Regions from separate parts of the Homo sapiens genome. Here regions 1 and 3 are each linked to region 2. The links are chromatin contacts, found by Hi-C or POLR2A ChIA-PET in ENCODE. All regions are on one chromosome and are shown on one strand. Each heading gives the region's core, a stretch centred on a gene start or an enhancer-like site at or near the end of the contact. The rest is flanking DNA. Distances are from core to core; before and after follow the strand shown.

Region 1 (3,318 bases), core at 613-3,112, 440 kb before region 2:
GCACTTTAGGAGGCCAAGGCGGGCGGATCACGAGGTCAGGAATTCGAGACCAGCCCGGCCAAGATGGCGAAACACCGTCTCTATTAAAAACACAAAAATTAGTCGGGCGTGGTGGTGTGCACCTGTACTCCCAGCTACTCGGAGAGGCTGAGGCAGGAGAATTGCTTGAACCCGGGAGGCGGAGGTTGCAGTGAGCTGAGATCGCGCCAGTGCACTCGAGCCTCGGCGACAGAGCAAGAGTCCGTCTCAAAAAAAAAAAAAAAAAAAAAAAAGAATCAAAGGGCTCACAGAGCATAATAGTATTACCAAACACAATTTGTCTAGACATTCAGATAAGCTGAACTAATTAAGCTTTTTGCCTTTTCAGTCACTAAGTGCACCAAAATAAATTAGAATTTCCTGAATCAATTAGAATTTCCTTAGAATCAATTCAGTGGTGATGACAGGGCCCATTATGATGCAGAGTATATACTGAGGTCTGTGGATCCTAAGGCTCAGAGGATTCTCGCCGCAGCGTTGTTCGGCCCGAAAAGGCCATTGTGGACAATGGACGTGAATAAATTTGAGGCCTCTGTGGGTTTTCTCGATGTCAAAAAGTTCCTCAGTACCTGGAAGGTAAAACATACTTGCTGCAATCAGATGCTTGGCATATTAAGCGTTGGAATTCTCTCTGCCTGCCCTGCCTAGTGAGCGGTAGGGAGGAACTCAGGCTCAGCCAATCGCCGAGCTGTAGATACATTCCCAGGCTCCCTGCCGGACCCCACAACATCCAGCCTTTTTTTTGTTTTTTCTTTTTTTTCTTTTTTCTTTTTTTTTTTTTTGAGACGGAGTCTTGCTCTGTCGCCCAGGCTGGAGTACAGTGGCGCGATCTCAGCTCACTGCAACCTCCGCCTCCCGGGTTCACGCCATTCTCCTGCCTCAGCTTCCCGAGTAGCTGGGACTACTGGCGCCCGCCACTACGCCCAGCCAATTTTTTTGTATTTTTAGTGGAGACGGGGTTTCACCGTGTTAGCCAGAATCGATCTCCTGACCTCGTGATCCACCCGTCTCGGCCTCCCAAAGTGCTGGGATTACAGGCGTGAGCCACCTCGCCTGGCCTTTTTTTTTTTTTTTTAAGAGACAGAGTCTCAGTCGGTCGCCCAGCCCGGAGTGCAATGGCGCGATCTCGGCTCAGCAACCTCCGCCTCCCAGGTTCTAGCGATTCTCCTGCATTAGCCTCCTGAGTAGTTGGGATTACAGGCGCGTGCCACAACGCCCGGCTAATTTTTTTGTATTTTCAGTAGAGATAGGGTTTCACCATGTTGGCCAGGCTGGTCTCGAACTCCTGACCTCAAGTAATACACCCGCCTCGGCCTCCCAAAGTGCCGGGATTACAGGCGTGAGCCACCACGCCTGGACATTTTTTTTTTTTTTTTTTTTTTACAGGGTCTCATTCTGTGGCCCAGGCTGGAGTGCAGTGGCGATCCTGGCTCACTGCAACCTCTGCTGCCTGGCTCAAGTGATCCTCCTGTCAGCCTCTCGAGTAGCTGGGACTACAGGCGCGGTGCGGGCTAATTTTTTTTTTTTTTTTTTTTTTGTAGAAACGGGGTTTTGCCGTGATCCCCAGGCGGGTCTGGAACTCCGGAGCTCAGGTAATTCGCTCGCCTCGGCCTGCCAAAGTGCCGGGATTATAGGCGTGAGCCACCATTCCCTGCCCACCCGACCTTTTTGTAATTCGGCTTCCTAGCAGCGTACAGAAGCCCCGCGCTAGGGTACAGACAGGTCACGTGACACCACCTCCTCACGTGACGCAGACTCTGGAGCGGGGGGAGGGCGGTGCTCCAGCTGCATTGCGTCATCACGTCGCGCGGCCGCAGGGGCCAGACCCGGACGGCTCCAGAGCCTCCAGAGCCTCCGGGTCTGGGCGGCGCTTCGGCTCCTCCCGAGCCGCCTGCTAGCCCCGCGCCGCACTCCATCCCCACAGGCTGGGGACGGGCCCGGTGCGGCTGTGTGGGTTCGGGAGCGGAGGTGAGTTGCGCGGAAGTGATGGCAGTCAGCCCTTCCCTTCCTGTCCGTCAACTCCGGGTTATGGCCCTACCCCCCATCCTTGGTCTCCCTGCAAGGCGGAATGGGAGACATGCCCAACAGAGGAGGAAGGCTGGCAGTGGGGTGGGGCATCTGGCCTCGGTCACCCTCTCAACTCTCCCCCTGAACTGCCCCTCTCCGATACCTCCACCTGGCGGTGGCGGCCATATGCCTGGTGGTATTAGGAGGAAGGACTTCGTTTCCTTCTCTAGAATTTAGTCTTTCCCGAGTTTACTACCCATTCCCTGCCCCGAATCTCCCGAAGTGGAATCCCTCCATTCAGATGTTAACGAAAGTTCTAGAAAATAGGTCACTTCAGAAGGGTGAGGATGAAGGATATGCTGAGACTTGGAGTGTTGAGGCAGGAATCCCCTAGAAGGAAGACCACTCTGCACCGGGGTACTGTCATTTTGACACGGAAACGATAAAAGACCCCCCGGGCTGTCTTCATAGTAAATGGACATTTGTTCTAGACCTTTTTACACCCCTAGAGTTGCAACTAAGTTGACTTAAGTCTTTTTGAAAAACATATGCTTTGATGAATCACCCGCTTTTCTGTAAAATGGGTCTTGCAGAGTTGTTGGAGGAATTATCTATAGTGCTTATAGAGTAAAATGCCAACTACAAACAGAAGTAGATGAGAATTTAGGATCTCATTTTTCCTGTTGAAAGATTAATTGTGACTTGTGGACTTTTGGAGACCACAGTTTGATTTCCTTCCCCCCGGATCATTTCAGAAAGTTTTGGATTCCAATATCGATTCTTTAACAGTAATGGACATTCACAGATGTAGAGTAGGAATACCCTCTTGTTGAAGAGCTTCAATATCTTAAGCAAGTGTAAGTCCATCGATAACTTGCGTGGTTTCCATTATTCAGTGTAGGTAATGGGTCCTCAATTGAAGTTTCTTTTTTTTTTTTTTTTTTTGAGACAGAGTCTCGCTCTGTTGCCCAGGCTGGAGTGCAGTGGTGTGATCTCGGCTCACTGCAACCTCCACCTCCTGGGTTCAAGTGATTCTCGGGCCTCAGCCTTCTTGGTAGCTAGGATTATAGGCGCGCATCACCACGCCTGGCTATTTTTTGTATTTTTAGTAGAGACTAGGTTTCACCATGTTGGCCAGGCTGCTCTCAAACTCCTGACCTCAACTGATCACCCACCTCAGCCTCCTAAAGTGCTGGGATTACAGGAGTGAGCTGTTGGGCCCGGCCTGAAGTTTCATTTTAAGAAGAAATCCAGATATGTTTGGAAGTCATC
Region 2 (3,019 bases), core at 333-2,832:
CTCACCGGTACATACCTGCACTGCACAGCTAGCTGGCCAGCTGAACCTATGCACACCCACATCCAGCCCAACAACCAGTTCTACCGTGGTTCCATCCCTCAGACCGCTGCAGAACCACCCAGCCCTGCTGTGGCCACACACCACTGTGCCTGACAGCCAGTCTAGCAGCAGCCCTGCCCCAAAGACAGACCACTGCAGGGTTGTGTGGCCCTGCTGTACCCATGCTTGGCCTGATAGTTGGTCAAGCAGCAGCCCTGTACCCCTGGATTTCTCAGGAGAAATCCTGTAGGCCAGGAGAGAATGAGATGATATATTCAGAGTGTTTGGGGGAAAAAAATGAACCTGTCAGCCAAGAATACTATATCCAGCAGAGCTATCAACCACCAATGAAGGAAAAATAAAGACCTTCCCAGACAAGCAAAAGCTGAGAAAAACCCATCACCACTAGACTAGCCTTACAAGAAATACTTAAGAGAATGGTATAACTGGAAATAAAAGATTATAATTATTTTCATGAAAAGATGTAAAAGTATAAAACTCACCAATAGAGGTAAATTCATAAATCAAATTCAGACTAGCCCAGTGATTTAATGGTGCTATGTAAGTCTCTCAGTCCTCTAGTACGAAGGTTTAAAGTCAAAATGGTCAAAACCCGTGACACTTACAATTAGTAGCTAAGGAATACAATCACAGGTAAAAAAGTAAATTACAGAAACAAAAGAGAGAAGTCTAGAGTATTTTAATGCAACCAAAGTTAAGTTGCTATCAGCTTAAAACATTCTATTATAAGACTTTTAATGTTAGCCCCATGGTAGCCACAAAGAAAGAAAGAAATTACTGCAGAGGCACAAACAAGAAAGAGGAAGGAAACAAAGCTCAGCACTACAGAAAACCACCAAACCACAGAAGTAAATAAAAGAGGAAGAAAGGAACGAAGGATCTATAAAACCACCAGAAAAAAAAATTTACAAAATAGCAGGAGTAAGACCTTCTTTATCAATAATAGCCTTAAATATAAATGGATTAAATTATCCAATTAAAAGATATAGAGTGGCTGAACGGATTAAAAACAAGACCCAACTATATACTGCCTAAAACAGACTCACCTAACCATTAAAGACAAACATAGAATAAAAGTAAAGGGAGGGAAAAAGATATTCCATGCAAATGGAAACCAAGTGAGCAGGAGTAACCATGTCAGATAAAACAGACTTTAAGTCAAAAACTGTAAAAGAAGACAAAGAAGGTCATCAGACATTGATAAAGGGTACAATTAAGCAAGAGGATATAAAAACTATAAATACATCCATCCATCCAAGACCAGAGCGCCCAGATATATAAAGCAAATATTATTAGAGGTAAAGGGAGAGATAGACTGCAATACTATAACAGTAGGTGTTAAATGTAGTGAACTCCAAGTTTCTCTTCAAAGAATCAGTATGCCAGTATATTCAGCTCTCTTATTCTCTATTCTCCATTTTAAAGCTTAACTTCCTGGTTCTCTTCACCCTCTTGCCTCTAGCTTCAGTAAACAACCCCCTCCTAGCCTCTATCACCTGCTCTGACCTGAGTCATCCTGAGTCACCTGTTCTGTAACCGTCGTTCCCACCAAACTACTCACTGGGATTTTGGGCACAGACTTCCTCTGTTCCCTCTGTCAGTCTTTCTCTCTTTTTACATATACTTTTTGGGCTTCTCTTAGAAGCTCTTCCATAGGTTTATCTTTCCAGTTCTCTATCTTTTGTAATTTCTTGTTAATATCTTAGCCAAGATTGCGCCTACTGCATTCTGGCCTGGGCGACAGAGCAAGACTCCATGTCAAAAAAAAAAAAAAAAAAAGGTGTTCTTCATAGAAATAAAACAAAATCCTAAAATTCATAGGAAACCAGAAAAAAAAAATGAATAGCCAAAGCAATTCTGAGTGGAAAGCTGGAAGCATCACACTACATAACTTAAAAATATACTACAAATGTATAATAACAAAAACAGAATGGTACTGGCATAAAAACAGACACGTAGACCAATGGAACAGAATAGAAAGCCCAGAAATAAATTGACACACCTAAAGCCAACTGATTTTTGACAAAGGTGCCAAGAACACACATTAGGGGAGAAACTGTTTCTTCAATAAATGCTGCTGGGAAAGTGGGACATCCACATGCAGAAGAATGAGAGTAAATCCCTACCTCTCACCACATACAAGAATCAATTCAAAGTAGATTAGAGACTTAACATGGAAACCCAAAACTATGGAACTACCTAGAAGATAACATAGGAGAAATGCTTCATGACATGGGGCTAAGCTAGGATATTTTAAATAAGACTTCAAAAGCATAGGAAACAAAAGCAAAAATGGACAAATGAGATTGCAACAAACTAAAAAGCTTTTGCATAGCAAAGGAAACTATTAAACAGAGTAAACAGACAACCTAAAGGATGGGAAAGAAAATTTGCAAACTATACATCTGACAAGGAGTTAATATCCAGAATATATAAGGAACTTAGCAGCAAACAAAACAAAAAAACAAAAACCTGATTTTAAAAATGGGCAAAAGACCTTAACAGACATTTACTTCTCAAAAGAAGTCATACAAATGGCTAATGAGTATATGAAAAAATGGTCAACATCACAAACCATCAGGGAAATGAAAATCAAAACCACAATAGGTACCATTTCACACCACTTAGAATGACCATTATCAAAAAGACAAAAGAAAACCAGTTTTGGCAGGGATGTGAAGAAAAGGGGAACACTTACACAAGTTGGTGGGACTGTAAGCTAGTACAGCCATTGTGGAAAACAGTATGGAGGTTCCTTTAAAACGTAAAAATAGAACTACCATATGATTCAGCAATCCCACTACTGTGTACACATCCAAAGGAAAGGAAATTAGTATATTGAAGAGTTATCTGCCTTACCGTGTTTATGGCAGCACTATTTACGTTAACAAAAATATGAAACTGAGTCCTCAAAAATGGAAGAATGGGTAAAGAAAATGTGTATATCCAGAATGGAACA
Region 3 (2,954 bases), core at 455-2,954, 320 kb after region 2:
GGGCTCAGACCCTGGAAACTTGGGGGGACCAGGCAGACCTGTGTGGGGAGGGCTTTGCCGCTTCCTCCTCCCACCCCTGTGGTGTCCTAGCTTCCTGTTCTTGATAACAATCAGCATAGGCTCAGAGCCGGGCCCTCTTTCCAACCCCCACCTGCCCCCTCCTGTGTCCCCAGGGCCCCCACTACCCACCAGTGGAAACACTGACTGGTGTGGGGGGTGAGGCAGAGGCCAGTCTCCAGGTCACTGCTCGCAAGCATGTTAGGGATTCCCAGGTTCCTGCTTCCCTCCAGTCTGTCCTGAGCACGGGAACCAACCCCTTTCCCAGCCCTAATCGGCCTCCTCCTCAGGGAAACCCACCCACTCCGGAGAGGAACGCAGGCTGCAGGGAAGGAGGTGCCAGGATCAGCTGGCCATGGAGGGGCTCAAAAAAGAGCCAGCCCCTGTCCCCACTGCCAAGAGCAAGGGCGGGTGCTGGGAGGCCTTCTGAGCCTCTGGGGGCTGTTCTTGTTCTTCGTCTCAACCCTCCTCCTCAAGGGGCCAGCAGAAGGCCAGCCCCCTCCCGACCACCCCCTCCGGCATGCCTACCCCCTGTGCCTAGGGTACCTCATTTCTTTTTTGCTGTCACCATTTGACAGCTGAATCAGGGAAGTGGGAGGAAGAAAGAGGACGTGGATTGTGCATGTTGGGGGCCGGGAAGGGAAGGGCGTTTGAAATGTTACAAGGTAAAAGGAGGCGTGCAGCGAGCATGAACCGGCTGGGCTGCTGGCCCGCAAGGAGCCTGCCAAGGTCAGGCAGGGGCAGTGGGCAGAGGAGTCTTGGACTTGGGGGCCACCCTTCAGGTCCCAGGCATCCAGGCACCCCAGCAGCGAAGAGGACATGGGAGTCCCCTGGTGTGAGGGCCAGAGACTGTCCACTGTCTGTAAGTCTTCTAAGTAGATGTCAGGGTTCTGGGAGGAGGCCTGCAGGGGGCTGAGGGCCCAGGGGAAGCCCCTCGGACTCCCTCCCACAAGTGGACTCTGCTATCTGCTTCCTGCTGGGCTGGCCTACACTCAGGCCGTGGGCTGTGGAGAGCTGGGCCGTGGCACAGGCGTGGAGACGACCTTTTTGGCCTGGCCCCGGCCCTTTCCTTCACATTGTGAGGCATGGATTCTTGCTTCTTCTTTTTCCCCACCCCGAGTCTGTGCCACATCTGCTCTGGGAAGATGTGGTCTGTGCTTGGCCATGAATTCCCAAGGCTTGAAGCAGCAAGGGCTTTGAGGGAGAGGGCCTTGAGGGAGAGGGCCTTGAGGGAGAGGGCTGTGGGGCAGAAGCAGAGAAGGAGAAATAAGCCTCCGGCCAAGGTCAGGTTGAGCAGGAGAGCCTTGGGTTCTTTGTGGGACAGCACAGAGCTGGGGGTCAGGCGAGCTGTGCCCAGCAAGTAGGCAGCGGCTGGATGTGACAAAGACCCAGAGGAGAAACACAGAAGAGGGGAGAGGGTCTGGAAGCTGGGGAAAGCAGGATGGTCGGGAAGGCCTGGCCCCTCACCCATTCCCAGGGAACGGGGCCTTGGGCCCCAGAAGGGCACAGGCGGGAGGCAGCCGACCCCTGGTGGCAGCGGCAGCAGGCACAGGAGGGCAGAATGCAGCTGGGGTGTGCGTGGGTGGCAGCAAGGAGGGGCGGAGGGAGGAAGCTGGCTTCCTGGAGCCTTCTCAGCCCTCAAAGACAGACCGACAGACAGACAGACAGCTGGCAAGAGGCAGCCTGGGGGCCACAGCTGCTTCAGTAAGTATCTGAAGGGGGGACTGGGAGTCCTGTGGCCCCGGGGGGTGCGAACTCCGGGGATATAAGAGGGCATCTCTAGGAGGGAGTGCGGGAGGGCGAGTGGGGCGCCACAGTGCCTGGCTGGGGTATGGGTGCTCACAGACCTGATGTCCCCAAGACGGGGGTGAGCAGGGAAGCCACAGGGAGCTACAAGGAGAGCAGAGGCTGAAGGGACCTTTTCTGCTACCAGAGACCCTCGCTCTACCACTCACACCTGTGCCAGGCCCATTCTGTCCCCTCACCTCCGTCCCTGCTGCCTTGGTGATTCAACACCCCCGCCACCTCGCCCACTGTGACCCTGGCTCTGGGAGATAGGGACTGCCCCCAAGAGGAGATGGTCCCACCACCTCCATGCCTCCTGTCTTGCCCCCAGCTGTCGCCTCACCATGCGCTGTCGTTCAAGGGCTTGGTGAGGCCATTTCCTGTGACGGTTACAGAGGCGGGAGACGGGGGGATGGGCAGGAGGAGGAAGGAAACACCTCCAGCCTACCTCCCTGGACAGAGACCCCAGAAGCCAGAAACAGACCTGGGAGTGGAACAGCAGCAGTTAGGAGAGGACCCTGCTGGGGTCCAGGAGCCCGCCTGCCTGGCTGCCCAACCAGCTCCAACACTGCTGGAGGCCTCCATTCTCTGTTCAGGGGAAGGCCCACTGGTTAGCTCAGAGATGGCTTCTGCGTGCTTTCTCCCTTCCGTCCTAGAGAACACATATTTTCTGTTTCCTCCCTTGCCTTCTCCCACTTGGACCTGCTCAGAGCCCTGTGTACTCTGGTGTGTGGCCTCTCTCCCCTCTCTCTTTTCCTCCTTCTGGATTCTTTCCTATCTTCATCCACAATCTCTACCCTTTATCTTGCCGTTACTCTACCCCGAGACTGCCTTCTGCCCTGGGTCCCACCAAATAGATCCTGTCCTTCCCTTAGTGAAAATGAGGCCACCTCTTGGGGAACAGAAGACGCCCCAGTGAAAACAGAGTGCAAACCTGGCCTGGCATGGGAGCCTCCTTCTGGCCAATCAGGCAGGCCAGAGAACAGCAGCGGAGGGCCCTGTCTTTCAGGCAGACCTCATGGCTGAGTGAGCCTCCCCTGGGCCCAGCACCCCACCTCAGCATGGTCCAAGCCCATGGGGGGCGCTCCAGAGCACAGCCGTTGACCTTGTCT

What was found. Hi-C counts contacts between places; a loop is a spot of excess contacts on that map. ChIA-PET counts read pairs that join two places held with the same protein, here RNA polymerase II (POLR2A). Pooled maps may share reads with other maps.
Region 1: a loop to region 2 is called in a pooled map, with 4 times the contacts of the local background. The contact joins the promoter of KLHL12 here to the enhancer-like site in region 2. A Hi-C loop is called at or near these places in 1 of 50 pooled maps. POLR2A ChIA-PET finds 5 or more read pairs at or near these places in 2 of 52 experiments (A673 and activated B cell).
Region 3: a map of B cell shows a loop between it and region 2 (5-fold over the local background). The contact joins the promoter of PTPN7 here to the enhancer-like site in region 2. A Hi-C loop is called at or near these places in 1 of 168 maps with a recorded cell type or tissue (B cell), 1 of 37 single-sample maps with no recorded cell type and 6 of 50 pooled maps.

Annotation. Positions count from the first base shown.
Region 1 is chr1:202,925,778-202,929,095 of GRCh38, reverse strand. It overlaps KLHL12 (kelch like family member 12), which reads left to right and starts at 1,862. Exons shown (of 12, transcript NM_021633.4): 1 at 1,862-2,007. RefSeq lists enhancers at 1-91, 92-593, 1,670-1,719.
Region 2 is chr1:202,482,099-202,485,117 of GRCh38, reverse strand. The region is part of intron 13 of PPP1R12B (protein phosphatase 1 regulatory subunit 12B); the gene reads right to left. Among named protein-coding and RNA genes, the nearest start is that of PPP1R12B, 130 kb to the right of the region's middle. Within about 2 kb of position 1,582, at least 7 of the 41 ENCODE cell types and tissues checked have a DNase peak (open chromatin) inside an H3K27ac peak, as active enhancers do.
Region 3 is chr1:202,159,352-202,162,305 of GRCh38, reverse strand. PTPN7 (protein tyrosine phosphatase non-receptor type 7) reads left to right here and starts at 1,704. Exons shown (of 10, transcript NM_002832.4): 1 at 1,704-1,761; 2 at 2,852-2,954. The coding sequence starts at 2,904. RefSeq lists enhancers at 2,414-2,493, 2,754-2,843, 2,944-2,954.